Regions from separate parts of the Mus musculus genome. Here region 1 is linked to region 2. Evidence: chromatin loops called from intact Hi-C (ENCODE). Cell type or tissue: gastrocnemius. All regions are shown on one strand. Region 1 overlaps Camta1 (calmodulin binding transcription activator 1). Region 2 overlaps Camta1 (calmodulin binding transcription activator 1).

What was found. Peaks named below come from ENCODE experiments on the same cell type or tissue, not always from the same donor. Only the 100,000 strongest peaks of a DNase experiment are listed, where the experiment ranks them.
Region 1: a loop joins it to region 2, with 2.5 times the contacts of the local background. A loop is called at or near these places in 7 of 42 quality-filtered maps.

The regions. Positions count from the first base shown.
Region 1 is chr4:151,606,062-151,614,061 of GRCm38, reverse strand. All of the region lies in intron 3 of Camta1 (calmodulin binding transcription activator 1), which reads left to right. Among named protein-coding and RNA genes, the nearest start is that of Gm52712, 32 kb to the left of the region's middle. In gastrocnemius, a CTCF peak has its summit at 3,585 (motif pointing left); DNase peaks (open chromatin) are centred at 2,216 and 3,593.
Region 2 is chr4:151,761,049-151,769,048 of GRCm38, reverse strand. The region is part of intron 3 of Camta1 (calmodulin binding transcription activator 1); the gene reads left to right. Among named protein-coding and RNA genes, the nearest start is that of Gm52710, 29 kb to the right of the region's middle. In gastrocnemius, no CTCF peak of the experiment used is centred here; a DNase peak (open chromatin) is centred at 3,416.

The DNA.
Region 1 (8,000 bases), 150 kb after region 2:
GAAGTTCATTTTTGGCTTGTGGTTTGAAGGGATACCATCTACCATGGTGGGGATGACATGGAGGGCTTCTGTGGTGGTAGGAACCTGCTCATGTTTCAGAAGGCTAGGAAACAGACTTTGGACAGAAAGTGGGACCAGGGATTACACTGCAAGGCCCACATCTATACCTACCTCTTCCAGCTAAGCTCCATCACTCAGTATTTTTTTTTACAACCTCCCAAACATTGCTATCATCTGGGGACCAAGTGTTCAAACACATGATTATGCACCAGACATTTGACATGCAAACGCAGCTGCTGTACCTTCCGCCATGATGATAGCATCATGCTTTGCAAACCCTGAGTGGGAATACCTCTTCTCTCCTTAAGCTTCTTGTCAGGTATTTGATAACCGTGATAGACAGGAAAGGTAATGAATTCAGAAAACTTGTATCGTGAGTGAGATTGTTGCTGTGATAAACCTAATCGCGTGGCTCGTTGGTTTTTGTTCACAGAAGGGATTTGGACATTTTGAGCTTCAGACTTGTTAGAGTCAGCATCATTCTTCTGTGAATGATATTGGCCAAACAGGGTCAAGTGTCTCTGGGAATGCTTATATGTCTTCCTTGTCTCTGATCAATATCTTCTTAAAAAACAGGATTCTGTGTACCATGTGTTTTCTTCTTAAACATGGCCTTCTTATTCTGCTTCTCTGAAACCCTATAGGTAGTCAGGGTACACTTGGATTTGTTCACATTACTATGGATTAATTAGGTATCCATCCACCCATCCATCCGTCCATCCATCCATCCATCCATCCATCCATCCATCCATCCATCTACCCATCCAATATTTGTGTGTGCTGTGTGCATGCCAATCACCATGATTCTTGCAAGGACACAGAAAGGAGCAGATGAGAAAAACTCACTAATTTTAGCATGCAGCTATCCTGACACTTTCTAGAACACCTGAGGGTGTCTGTCCTCTTAGAGAGGGACTGCCTTCCACAGGTTACCCAGCATCGTTTTTTTAGTTCTTGCCAGCAGGACTCGGGTTCTGAGTGCATGTGGACATTTTGGTGCATGAGGAAGCCAGCAGTTGATGTTCAATGTCTTTCTTAGTTGCTCTGCACCTTCTCTTGTGAGTCAGGGTCTCTCGTGGAACCTGGAGCTCACTGATTAGATTAGACTGGCTAGCAAGCTGCAGGGATCTTCCTAGCTCTGCCTGTCCTGTGTTGAAGGCACAGGCGTGGCCTCATAGCTGACGTTTTAATGTGGGTGCTAGAAGTGGAACTCAGGTCCCTGTGCCTGTCCAATAAACTGCTTACCACTGGGCCATCACCCCATCCCTTACCCTCTGGTTCTTGAGGGTGAGTGGCATCTGCTGACCTCTCATGGCTTGAAATAACCTGTGTTCCTCTCCAAGATGCTCCAGGTTAGAGTTTTCTGCGATTTTTGTAGCCTGAAGTGTCCTCTTGCAAATGGTACTACATTCTTTTGCTCACATCCGTATGTCCTTTGCCAGTCCTTGAAGTTCCTTGTGCTGAGCTCAAACTGGAGAATATTCCAGTGCTGACCTGCTTAGGAGACCGTTCCTCTCTCCCGTTCCTCTTTGCAGCACAACACCTGGTTTCATATCCTGTGTGCGGTTGGATGTCAATACGTGCTTATTGAGTTGAATTTGAGTTTTCAGGACAGGAGTTTAAATTTAGTGGCTACCCATGGGCTTCTGAGAAATTATTGAAAGCCAATGAGCAGCCAGAAGGGAAGACAGGCCGATCAAGGCGTGTGCTATTGGGCTGGGAAGACGGCAGTAGGCATAGACATGCACCCGTGAGGTGCCAGAGAAAATCCATCATGTCTCCTGAGCTCTGCTTTTTATGGAAAAATCCATTTCTACATAATCTGGATGAATAAAGTAAAAGGCACTTTATTGGAATGGGGAAAAATTCATGGCTCCACAACATTTGACTGACCCGGCTTGCTAGATCTCGTCAGTGAGCCAGGGGCACCTCTTGACAAGACCCTCCTGGCCACTCAGGGGCTGCCAAGGGACCAGCAGTCTCTATCTCTTTTTCTTATTGCTCAGCATGCCGGGCATGAAAATCTCTTTTCTCTTTCTTTTTACATACTAGTGTTTATGGGGTGTTCCAGCTGAGCGGATTTATTGGCGTGTTTTCATGTATATAATTGACAGTGAAGAAGGAAGCCAGACTCCTGTGCAGGGAGTTGCTCAAGAGCCTCAGGGCACGGGAGGGGCAGAGTTGGCTGCGGTCTTGGTCTCTCAGAGCTACAGATCCAAAAGAAGATAACAGACCCACCTGTCACACTCTGGCTCCCAAAGGACCCCAGGAGCCTGTTCATCCTTTTCCTACTTCTGAAAACATCTTTATTTTACGAGGATTTCTTTGACCCAAAGGCCACAGGGGAAGCCCATCACTGTCCAGGAAGGGTTTTGTCATTTACTGACCACCTACTGTGTGCCTCACTCTGCCAAGGGAGGGCCAGTCTTCTTCCCCAACCTTCCCAGAGACCCTCTGGGATAAAAATAATACCCAAGATATGCAGAGGCTTTCCCAGGGTCACATTGCTTCCAATCAAGGGAGCCAGGAATAGAAAATATGCTTTCTTTTTTGGAGCCTTGAACTCCTCCAAGGGCCATGTGATCAAAAATTTCCAAGCCACGAATCTCATGCACACAACCTGGTGTGCACACAGATAAGGCACAGAGGTTGAAAATATGCAAATGAATGACCCTGATGCCAAAGGTGTGGAGAGCTCTTGCCAGTAGTGTGGCCTAGCTCCTCTACCCCCAAGGGACCAGCTAGTTGTGAGTCCTCCTTTTGGTCTGTGGGTCCTGTGAGGGGATCCTGGACATTAGCTGTAGACCACAAGCCCGACATGGGCACAGGGTCCTGGCAGAGGGAACCCAAACTAGGCAAATTTGTCAAGACAGCAAAACCTGGAGCCAAGATTCAAATCAGCCTAGGCCCAGCTTGGGGAAATACTACACAGTACAAAATAAAATTAAACAGTATTAACCACAGGCCCAAATTGCACCTATATTTTAAACAGCATTGTGCAGCTGAGGCTTATAAAGTCTTGCAACAGCATGAGGCCGCCTTGCTTAATGAGAACCTCTGCTGTCTACCCCTCTCCTTAGCCCCGTTCCTGTTCTCTCCATCTTCGATGGGCTTCCGGAGGTCCAAGTGTTCTCTGGACCCACAAGGGTCTTCTGAGAGGCGAGGTCTTGTGCACAGAAGGGACAGCAGAGCGAGGGGATCTCAGTGAGAGGGGCCTTTTCAAACACATACCGGAGCCCCTGCCATGCCAACCGGGAAGGGCCAGGAGAGAGGCAATTTGTAGCTTTTCGAAGCCGTTCACAAGAGCATGCGCATTCAGTATCGCCTGGGCTTCTTTCAGCGTCCTTTCTAAATGCTGGGTCCCAAAGTAAGCTGTCATTCAGCGAGTTGGTTTTCTTTGCCTGCAAAATGGGTGTGACACGAACTTCTTATTTCTTCCCTCTTCCAAATCTCAAAACTCTCTAGATAGATGCCATTGGAGCTCAGGACCTTATCCACTGGCAGATACGGGGATGCTGGTTGCCCCCTAGTGGTCACGGACCGAGGAACTGGCTAAGCAGCGGACCCTAACCTCTGCATCCATTCACTGGGCCCAACCAGAGTCTAAGTCCCCTAGGGTTTTCCTGCTGGCTCTCCACCCTGCCCATCTGTGCTGAATGACAGGGAGAGGGCAGAGAAGAGATTCTAGGAAACCTCTGACCTCTAGCCTTCAGCTTTAGGAAGCCGTCCCTGGCAGTCCATTGCCCCCAAGCATGGGAATAGTCTCTGGGTTTTAATTTTTCATAAACGCACTCAGGCAAGGGGAAAGCTTGGCAAGCCACTGGCATTGGTGCAGGGACCAGGGACACGATTTTTTTTTCTTCACCTCAACGCAGGGGAGGGAGAGTTTGGAAAGGACAAGCTGACTTGGTCTGTGTATTAGGGCAAGAAGTTCCGGGGTGGGGGTGGGGAAGCCAGTGTCTGTTGCTCGCAGTAGCTTACTTCAGCTTACTTCAGCTGGTCCAGTGAGTGGGGTGGGAGAGTTGTGAAGGTTATGGCCTGCAGGCCAAAGGTTTATTTGGGAATATGGACCCAGCAGCGCCTCCCTTTCCCCCCTCCACAAGGTCGCTAGTGAAAAATGAGCGGGAGATGGCGAGGGTGGACTGACTGGGCCTGGATGCTTTCCTCCCGACCTTGATGGGTCATGTCCTTTCTGTTTGTAATCTTGGGTGAGAACAACTGACAAATGGCCTGGTAGGGAGACAAAACCAAACAATAGACTCCCTTGAAAGATACAGTGAATAGGGTTTAATTGAATTTTTTTTTTTTTTTTGGTATAGACATTGATTTGACCCTGTAAGAAGTATATAGTAAATCATTAAGAGAATTAATATACATTAAGGTGTAGGCTGTTATCATGGAACTTTTATTGTACTTGTAGTTATATTTTAATTATTATTTTAATGACTATCTGCATTTTGAATCGTGATAAATCTATTTTATTTTATTTTTTAAATGCATGGGCTGTGGTTTTACAAGGTGACGTGGAATGTGGACCGTTGATGAGCACTGCTCCTTCATTAATGCCAGTGAACCAAACTGAAATGATTTACACACCCACAGAAAAAGCCAATTAATAGCTAACCATTAAGCGCAAATGTTATAGTCGAGATTCTCTTACCTATTCTCTGGGCTCCTATTGGATCATGCAGAGATTGACTTTTTAAGCCAAGTAAGTGAGGGGTGCTCTAAAAATCAGAAATGCGTGGGACCAATTAAAACAAAGAGCCTGGGCTGCGCCTCCCATACTGTGGCCTCCTACCTGGGGGGATCATTACCAAAATGAGCAGTGCGGATGGAGGCCTGAGGCTCTGTTAGGAGGGTCGGCAGTTGTGGTAGCTCCTCCTGTGGAGAGGATGTGTTTGTGCTGGCCTGTGCACGGCATCTTCTGAGCCTCAGTGGGATTAAAGGCAAATTACTGCTCCATGTTCCTTGGCCTTTGTACGCATGTAGACTGGCTCTGTGACCACTCTCAGACACCAAGGAGGGTCACAGTAGCTTTCTCCATGACTGTGGGTGCTGGTTGATGTCTCTGATTTTGTGAGGTTCTCAGGCAGTGCTTCTTAGTGCCCAGAGGCAGGGGGAGGTGGACTTTGAAGGTCTCAGATGTAAGTTTGGAACACAGTACTGAAGTTTATTAGAGAGATGATTGTCATCCAGTTTGTTTACATTCATGTATTTGATATTATTATTTTTTTATATTAACCCAGTGTTCCAAGGCCTGGGGAGGTTCCACAATGATTGAAAGAGGCCTCTGCATTCAAGTGGGAGTGGGGGTGAGGCACAGAAAACGGTAGTCAACAAAACAGAGCAGAATCCCCAGAAAGTCAGATGGAAGCACGTCCTCCTTGGACCAACAGGAAAGCAGTTGGACAGGGCCCCGTAGGTGTTGCTTTTTAATGCTTACCAACAAGGGGGCATCTGAGCTGGGACCCAAAGGAAGGCAGACAGGGAGCTGGACATATTATGAGATTGCAGGCAGAAGGGTCCTGGGGTGGGGTGCACCAGATGTTCAGGAGGCAGCAAAGAGCAGGATAGCAAGGAGTGGAGAGGCAGAGAGCGCCATATCACACAGGACCAGCAGGTCACTGTAAAGACCTTTCTTTTGACTTTGAGAGAGATAGGGCCGGTGTTGGGAGAGCCAGGGTGTCATGGGGAGAGCAGGGAGGATGACATTGCAGCCATCCAGGTGAGAGGTGCGGCTGGCTTGACTCCAGGGGGTGGCAGGCAGAGATGTGTTGGACTACAGCCACTTTTGAAGGCAGAATGAATGGATTTGCTGTAGATGCTACAGAAGCAGAGGAAACAGAATGACTCGAGGGGTGGGGATGAGTCAGTATTAGGGTGGTCTTTGCCTGCTGAAGAGATACAGGGGGAGGTCTTCAGAGAGGCAGTGGTGTGTAGAGCATACTAGTTATATTTCTTGGTGCTGTGACCAAGTACACAGCAATCAACCAGAGAGGAAGAGTCTGTTCTGGGTCACAAGTAAAGAGTGCAGTGTATCATGGTATGGAAAGCATGGTGGCAGGAGCCCAAGGGGCTTAGGTGCATCATGTCTACAGTCAAGGAACATAGGATGAACAAGAAGCGGTGCCGGGCTATCAGGCCTCCAGACTACGCACATGACCACTTCATTAAGTGAGGCACCACCCCTCAAAGCCTCCACAACTCCCACCAACTGGGGACTAAATGCTTAGCTCTTCTACTTTGGTGTCTATGAAGTGGGTCTGGTCACCACCTACACTACAGAGTCATGCCAAGGCTATATGAGAGGCTCTTGGGAGCTCAGTGCTTGGCTTCATGTGTGTTGTCCAGTAGTATCCTTTGGACTGAGAGGTGGGCAGGGGGATCTGAGCTGCGGGGCCTGAATCCTGGGTCTTTTAAGGCTATCACTGTTACCCTCGGGTGGGAAGTAGATCAAAAGTTTGGGTAAAATTCCTATTTCAGTAGATGCGGGGTGTCACAGAGAGATCAGAGTCGGCAAACATCCTGTGCTATAGTCTGAAGGAAAGACACAGCCATCCTCAGCCATCTACGGAGTTATTATGTGCCTTGCAGAATGGTACATTTCATTTCAAGATTAAAGCCATTTCAACTTTGAGTTAGAGTCTTTGAAGTATAGTTTTCTCCTAATTATAAAACATATGCTAATTGTAGAAAAAATGGAAAAAATAGAAGAAAATGCACAGAAATAGAATTGATTTAAGTACTTATGCCCGAATCCAACCAGCGTTAATGTTCTCATAAAATGTCTCCCCAACTCCTCAAAATATGTTTGAGATTATGTTATACAACTTTTATTGTGTTTTCCAACATTCTTATAAGGGTTAAAGTATTCCTCAATGATTTTAAAATGTGGTACATGTACATGTGCAAATAGGCATGTGCGTGTGTGAGTGTGCATGTAGTATGTATGAGTGAGTATGCATGTGCATGTGTGCATGTGTGTGCATATACATGTGTGCATGCATGTGTGATGCATGTGTGTGCATATACATGTGTGCATGCATGTGTGCAAATATGCATGTGCATGTGTGAGTATGTGAGTTTTCATGTAGTGTGTGTGAGTGTGTGCATGTGTGTGTGCGTGTGGGGTGTGTGTGTGTGTGTACATGTGTATATGCATGTGCCTGTGCAACTATGTGTATGAGTGTGCCTGTGGTGTGTATGCATGTACATGTGTGTGCATGTTCATGTGTACATGTATGTGTGCAAGTGTGCATGTGCATGTGTGAGTGTGTGTTTGTGCATGTGTGTGAGTGTGTATGTTGTATGTATGCATGTGTGTGTGTGCATAAGTGATGGGGAGTAGCACAGAATATGTGTGTAGTTCAGAGGAGTCATTTTTATCCTTGCACATTTACATGAGCATCATGTAAGGTGGAAGGAAGCACAGTAAAATGCTTTTAGCTGCTCTGCATCTGAACAGCCCATGTTTATTTATGTGTATGGCTGTTTTGCCTGCATGTATGTGTATGTGCCACATGTGTGCAGTGCCCATGAGTCCAAAAGAGGGTAGCAGGTTCCCTGGAAATGGAGCTACAGATGGTTGTGAGCTCCTATGTGGGTGCCAGGAATTGCATCTGGGTCCTCTGGATGAGCAAGCAGTGCTCTTAACTGAGCCACCTCCCTAGCATCCCACGAATGGTTTTAAATTGTTGCATAATGTGGAATTTTTTCATTTCCCATCAGAATTTATTAGCTAAGTGAAATTATAGTAATATTTAGCCATTTTGCTTCAGTAATGAGTTCCAGGTCTGGTTTTAAGTGACTTTACATAAATTCCTTCACTTAATCCCCACAACAGCTTGTGTATAGGTGCAATTGTCACTGCTGGTGTACAGTAGTGCCTTCACCACTAAACCAAAGCCCTTCACTGAGCCTGAGGTACAGAGGGTGAG
Region 2 (8,000 bases):
CAAGATGGCTGTAGATGCCGTTCATGTTACAGGATGGTGCAACCTGAGGGAAAGACCAAAGGCTTGGGTTAGAAGAGACTGCTTGATTCGGTACATTCTGTAAGAAGTGAATGTCAGATTTCACAGAAATTAAAAAGACAGGATCATGGAACCCAAGGCACACCTGGAAGGCACACTGAGCAGAGCGGGTTCTCCCAGGACTGTGTATGATGCCCAGACAACTCTTAGGCCACGGGAATACTAAGACCCAATGGGAAGACAGGCAAGAGACTGGAATATACACTTGACGATACACAGAGAGCTGTGATATGCATGGAGGATGCTTGTCAATAGTCACCAGGGAAATTACACCACAAGGAAATACCAGTACACACTTACTGTCTTCACCGAAACACGGGAAGTGTGGCCAAGTGGTGAAGATTCAGAGCACCTGAAACTCAGCTCGGTGGTAGAAATGAATACGCAGGCCACACCTTGAATCAAGCCTGGTTTGGTTTGGTTTAAAAATAAATCTATACGTTAAGAAAATCTAGTAAACTGTTCCTTATTATATGACCCAGCAGCTCCTCTTCAAGGTATAACTAAGAGAAGATGCTGTGTTGATAGAAACATCTTTATGAACACTTTCTGTGGTTCTTCTCATGATCTCTAGATCTAAAAGCAGCCCAAATGTCATTCAACAGGAGAGTGGAGACAGCAGTGAGGCCCAACAGAAAGTGGATGACTTTCAAATGTCTTAAGTTCAGAAAAAGACTAGAACCAGAAGGCTTTTGATGGGAAAGGAGTCAGGCTGCAGAGGATTGTGGGTAGTTCACCGCTGCAAAGGCCCAGGAGCTCTGGGATGATAGAAGTCTCCCATATCTTGGCTGTGGCTGTGGGTACATGTTTGTGTGTTGTTAAGAGTGTTAGCCATGAATGTCTGAAACAGGAGTTATTCAAAGGAAGGTCTTCAGATAATAAGTGTGGTGAAATCATGCTGCATACCAGGAACCCGGGAAAATGCAGTGTCCATTAGGGGGTCAGTGAGGGAACGGCTGCTGAAAAGCAGAGGCTGCTGAAGTGAGGGAAGATGCTCAGCAGCTGTGAGCGCTTCCTGCTCTCAGAGTTCTATCCTAGCACTCAAAACTAATCCCAGGGGACCCAGTGTCCTCTTCTGTCCTTCACAGCCACATGTACACTTGGCACACGCAGATGCACATACATAAAAGTGGAAAAAAATAAAAGAATTACAGTCTCTGAGGTTTTACATGATTTTCCTCTGCAATCTATATTATGGCCCAGCAATTCCCCTGTTAAGTAATTACCTTAAAGAAATAAATATGAAAGCTCCCTTAAAGGACTTGGACAATCATGTTTATATGAAACCCCAAACTGGGAACAACCCACATCTATCAGCTGGCAAACATTTAATGGAGTATTACAGAACTGCTGATAGCTACCGCGGGCGGGCGGCGAAACTCCAGAATGAGACGTGTTTACTCAGCACTTGCATAAGGACATGAATGCCAAGGAAACCTGCCAGTGGTGACCATGAGACAGAAGGGAAGTGGCCAGGAGGAGACCTGAGTTCCCGTCTGTACCTCTGACTGCACTATGCCTGGTGTATGAGGCCTTTTATGTACACTTGAATCCCAGGTTGCAATAGCGATCTGTTTGCTTGACTGCTGTTGGATGAATCCTTCATACCTTAGTTTCTGGGTGGTGCACATTGTTGGTCTGCCGAGGCAAGAGCAAACAGGTCAGCTGCTGACTGACCCATGGCTCTGGGATCTTGCCAGTTGTCCATCTATAGAAACCCTGTATTACTCCCGTATTATCCCCATATTAGGAATATCTGGGGGACTTGCATGTGCCCAGCCATAGAGCGGGCCTTGAAAGCCAAGGCAGCTGCAGCTCAGACACATTGGGAAGGAGGGGTGTGGATGATGGTGGAGGTGGGCCCTTGGCCTGGCCTTCTTTGAACCCTACTGCTCTTGCTTTGGTCTATCCAAGCACTTCTTAAGGGTGGTGTCATCCATCATGTCTAGACAGTTCCCCAGTTACCTGAGTGTACCCTGCTGCTGAATTCAGACCGCTTGTCTAGACAGAGCTGACCACTGCTCACCACCTCTGCTCAGACTTGTTCTGTCTCAAGTGAAATTTCACCCAGATTGCACTACTGTTTATGCTGTGTCTGCCTCCCTGCCACACTGAGTAGGTCTTTCTTTGGGGATTCACTGACAACTTTTTTTTTTTTTTGGACAAGGTTTAATTCTATCTGGCAGGTTGGCCTCACACTTAGCCTTCCTCTGCCTGAGCTGCAAGGGCTGCACTTGCAGGCAGTGTGCCACTACTGGCTCTGCTTGAAACTCTCAGTTACCAATCCATGGTCTGGTTTCTGCCTCTGTGTTCTGGAGTGCCTGAACATTTTTTTTTTCTGATGTCCATTGTCCCTTTCATTCAGGGCACTGTCCTCCTGCTCCATTCCTCAGTCCCTCCTGTTTCCTGGCCAGCCTTCCCTCTTGGCCTTCTCTCTGGGCTGCCTTCCCATCTAGAGGAACACATATCCATTTACCTGTGATGGTATCTGCCTCCTTGTTCTTAGCCTTATCTCCTTTATTTATATTACACATTATGCTGCTAAAGCCACTGTCCCCATGCTGAGGACCCGGAGTTCTCAGGTGAATGGGGATGAGCTTTTCCAGGGAACCCTGCCCCTGACCTGCTCTGTGCTTGCTGCACCTGAGTAAGGAAGTACGTGGGAGCCTAACCCTGCCATTGCCATCCCCTGGCATCCCTGGGGACAGCACCTGCATCTCTCACTTGCATCTTCTGGGGCCACACAGCCTTGTACCTACTATCATAGAGGCTGGTGGTGCCACCACTTCACCACTGGGTTTGAGTCTCACACAGACGAGATGTCCCCAAGGGACATGCCCTTGGCCAGTCTGTTGGAATGCCTGAGCTCTGGTCACAGGAGTCCAGTGCCTTTCTGTAATCCTGAACCTCTGTGTTGCCCAAAATATACTGTGGTGAGCCAGAAGGACCACTGTTTGATGTGCAGGCTTTCCATCTAAGGTCAGAGGAGGGGGGAACTTCTTCTCTTTTGGGTCCTAATAATCCTCCCAGTAGTTTTCCCAAGATGGTCTTCTCGGCAAAGAGGGGAGAAGAGAAATGGGAACAGAGCCCTGTCAAGGGACCCTGGGAGACAGAACTGCCAGCCTACTAAAAAGGAACTCTCCCAAGCTTTGTGCTTTGGCTGAGCCTGAGCTACTGAAGTCAGTTGGAGGGGCAGAGGTAACTTGTGGCGTATCTGCCTCTGTCCTCTAGTAGGGCAGTTGGCAGCAGCCCTTCCTCCAGCCTTAAACAGCCAGAGAAAAGGTGGTATTTTAGATGCTTCTACTCTGCTGCCATAGCAAGTGAGGGTGGTGGGAGGCATGCCAGAGACCTTGGCCGTGGGAACACTGGAGCTAGCCACCCTTAATTGATGCCTTTAATACTTACTGTTTACACAGCAGAAGGCACAGTGAGATTGTTTCAGAGGCAGACCAGAGCTGTGAGTTTGGAGGTCGGCTCTGAGACACATTCCTCCTTTTCCCACTCTGTAGCTGTTCCTTCGATGTGTTTTTTATTTAATTTTCCCTCCCCCTCACTTCTGAGTGCAGCAGTCTTCTCCCTGAAGGGAGTAAGAGGGGAAGGTGCTAAATGAAATATTCTCATGCAGTTATTATTTGCCTGGGGCCAGTTTGAGTTTCTTGAGTAAATCAAAATATGCATTTTAGCTAAGTTTAAGACCTTGCTTCCTGAGCCCCGTGGGCAGCAGAGGAGGAATGGTGTTGACCGGCCAGAGAGCTGCAGGCTGCAGCATGCTCCTTGACAAGCCTGCCTTTCTCCTGAGGGACCCCAGGGGATGAAGAGGAAACTCCACCTTCCAGGTAGCCAGCACTTAAGGCTTCTGTCTGCAGATGCTTTCGTTTTGTCTGTTCTAATTTTTTCAGTCTGTTTGCTTTTTTAAATCCGGTGTGTGGTTTCCACCCTGTCCTTGAGTTGGGAAAACAGGGAGAGTTACAGGGCATCCTGGAGCCAGGCGGCAGTGTCAACACTTGCTATCTGCTGAGTCGCCAGACTTCTGGGCTCAGGGATGGATGGTGGGACGCAGTCCCTGACCTCAAGGAACTCTACTGTAAGGAGACTGGACAGATGAAATTGCTGCCTCAGCAGCTGCCCTCCTCAGTGCCCCTCTCTGTCCTGCCCCACAACCTCCCACCTTTCTGGGAGGCTTGAGGGGGAGTGGTTGCAGTTTGATGCAGGCATGCTTCCAAGTGAGATGGGCTGTGGGTTAGGTTCAGATGAAGGCAGTCAGGAGCTCTGAGCGTGGTCAGACCACATGCAGCACTGTGACCTTCAGTGAACCAAGGTGTCTGACAGGACTGCATGTAACTGGCTGTCAGTGAGTTTGCTGTCCCTTGGGCTGATTGTCCCTTCCTATGAGACACCAGTGAGCATCTGGTACTGGGCTAGCCCACCTTGGGAGTAAGAGCTCCTTGGCCTGGGAAGACTGCCTTCAGCCACCCCAGAACTGTTCACAGACATAATCCACGAGCCAGGCAGACCTTAGTGATTCTTCCTGGGAGCCAGCACAGTCCTCCAGCCCCCTGTGCCTTTCTGGGCTCTCAGAAATCTCCCTTGTGACCTCTCTCCCTCAAGTCTTTTTCCCCTTGTTTTCTGGATCATAGTGGCCACTTGCTTTCCCCCAGATACCTAAGCAATTGCCATTTCGATCCCTGTTCCTTCTTCCAGAGACCCTCACCACAGTTCTGCTTAAGTCCTCTGTTTTCCTTTCTGAGTATACCCCCATTCTCTACTTTTCTAATTTTCTTGGAGGTATGTCCCACAGTCAGAGGCTACCCCTGGTCAGCACCACGGTCAGCTCCCAGGCCTTCCACTCTGTCCTACCCCTGGAGGCTGCCTACATCTACTTGTCTCTTCACGCCTGTATGACTCGGAGGGAGCCCCTAGCACTCTGTAGCCCTGAAGCACAGGCCTGGTGGCTGCATGCACCAGCGGTGCTCAGGGTACACAGCCAGTCAGAGCTCACCTCACTCTCAACAGCTGGCCTCGGACAAGCTTGCTTTCCTCAGAAGAGGGATTTGTGTTGCAGGCTTCTGGTTTGATGAAGTACAGCCCTCCTTCATTTTATATTTTTGGGGTGGAGAGTTGAGAAGACCAAAAACACAGCTGAGGGTCACCTTGGACAGTGTGGGGTGTGAACTCCAGCCTAGGGCGGCTGTGGGTGTCGCTGTTCCCTCCTTTTGCTGCTCTGGGGCAATCCACCCTTTCACCAGAACTTTCTACTGACAGGTGAGCTTGGTATCCCACTGTCTTCAGAACCACACGAACACTGCGGGCCCACTGCTGGAGCCGCGTGATCAATTTTATCATGTAACAAAAGGCATCATGCCATGATAACAGGTGAAGGACATAATAACACAAGCACCCTGGCCGTGTTACATCCAGTGCTCTGCAGTGGAGGAACAAGGGTTTCTTGGCCTCTGAGAGACAACTGTCTGCTGTGGTCATCTGAAGTGGTTGGTGTGAACAGGATAGTTTTAAGAACTTTTAATAATTGAGGTGAAAGGGCAAACAAAGTGGTTTACACTCTGTAGTGTTTAGATAGGTTATATTTGAATTAATTCAAAATACTCCTGGGAAGCTAGTTTGTCTTCTTATCCAGCTGTACTTGAAAACAAACCTAGAGAGTGTCTAAGCAACACCATCTAAGCATGCTGGCTGCCAGGTCCTGATACTGGTGCTGCCATAATCTGGGAAGCTTCATTTTGGGCTGGTGGGTTTGGAGGTTCTGTTGCAGGGTGCAGTTCTCTGGTGCTTAGGTTCCCTACCCTGAGAGGAGCACTGGAGAAGACCCAGGCAGATAGATTCAGCTCAGGGCAGAGTTGAACTGGCAGGATGCAGAACTGCCTTGTTAGGAGGGGAAGCTCCAGGGAGCGTGGCTATGGCCAGGCTCATAAACCCAGGGCGTCGCACATGCTCCCACTGAGCCAAAACCCACCTGCCAGTTTTCATGGTGACTCTAGCTTAGGGACAGGAGTAAGTCCCAATACATGGAAGTCCTGGTGTGTTCACCCATAACCTTGGGCTGATTGTGTGGCCTAGCAATATCTGTGTGAGGAAGGCTTTTGTGAAACACCTTGCACAAACGTTACAGTTCTCAACTATTCTTGTCTCAGATTCAACTCCGAAGAGGAGTGGAGTGGGATCAATGGCCTCTCACTAAAGCATTAGCCTACAGCCAAGGAATGTTTCCTCCTAGTGTCTTTTCTCCAACCAGTCAGCCCGCACAAACTCCAGAGCAGCACACTGTCCAGTCTCCTGTTCCTGGAGGTCAGCTGGCCTGTCAGAGCTCTCCTGAAACTCAAGAGCTCTGCTTTTCAGCCTTTGCTGCTCTGGGATCAAACAAAGCCCTTGCTGCCCTTCCAGAGCTGAGGTGATGCGACCTGTCAGGCTCTGGTGGCTGCACAGCGATCCAAGGGACTTCTTGTTAATCCACGTCTGCCAGGCCGAGTTCAAGATCCAGATGAGCCCAGCCTGCTCCAGCTCCCCAGGAATACCTGACTGGGTAGAAGAGAAAAGCCTTCACCTGAAACTCATACAGCTTACATAGAGTAGCTGTCTCAGCTGGGCAGAGGCAGCTGTGACAACCCAAGGGCAACAGTACCAGCCCAGCCTGTTAGCATTCCCTCAGGGGGGTGCGGTGGGGGAGGGCCATGAAGTTCAGGAGAGCTTTGCTCTACCTCCCTCCCCCTACTATTTAGGAAGTCAGTGACAGACTGGCTGGGCTGTCGGTGGTGGTGGAGATGCCTTCCGCGTGCTTGTTCTGCTTCTCCTGTGAGTGACCCCACCTGGACGAGGCCCTCGAGCCTCGGTGCCTTCTCTCCCCTAGGTTATGTCTCCCTAGGAAAAGCCATGCAAAGTTATTCTGGTTTTTTTCCCAGTGTATGCCAGGGCTCCTCTACTTTCTTTGGGGCACAGTTACTCAGGAGGCTCAGCACCCCAAGGAGGCTCTCTAAAAGCCAGTCTAGGATGGAATTTTGAGGGGTTAATTCACTGCATAGACATTTCTGAGGCTCCTAAGACAAGGCCAGCTGAGGAAGTGTCCTTTGTTTTTGTTTTTGATAGGGAAATGCTAGTGTAAATTCTGACAGAACTTTATGTGCCCTGGAACTGCTGGGGAGCCGTCCTCTGCACCTTGAATCCCAATGTGTCACTGTTGAGGAAGATTGCTGTGTCCTTGAAGCCCATCTTGTACCATATCTGTTTATAGAGCACAGTCAACATGGTCACACTGAATATTTAATGAGAAAATACTTTTAAAGGCTGAGGTGTGTGTTCCTGTTACCTCACAGGTCTGTATGTGGGACTTCTGGTGGCTGGGCCTGGACCCTACACACCCCAGAACCATATCACAGGGCTTCCTCAGAACTTCAGAGCCTTCTGCTGGGAGTGCTTTGCTCATAACCACTCAACAGTGAGGAAATTAAAGTGGCGGTGAGGTGGGGACCTGCAGGGGAGCACATGTCCCCATCGCTGTCCTCCAGGTTGTCATCCTAAATTGCAGTCCATCTGCTAATGAGGAGACAAGGTGTTACCTTCCATTTGGAGCGGCTGCAGTAATTAGACCCTCTCAGACATCCCCTGTGCCTACCACTTCTGGCCAGTTTCCTGGGTTTTAAATTAATAGACCAAGTTAGAGGGAGCTGGGGAGGGAGTCCCTGGAGGGCTAGTGCCCTCTGCTTCTTGGACAGACAGGAAGAGGAACTTAGCCTTAGACCCAGAGCCAGTGTGGATAAACTGCAGTTTGGCTCTGAGGCCATGCTGGGAAGTTTGGGGCCCAAGAGGCCACTCCTCTTGTCGCCTCTGACTGAGCTTGGCCCTGTCGGGGAGGAGGCCTCTTTCTGTCTGCTGGCAATTGTCATGAGCACCTCTGTGCCTTAGGCTGCCTT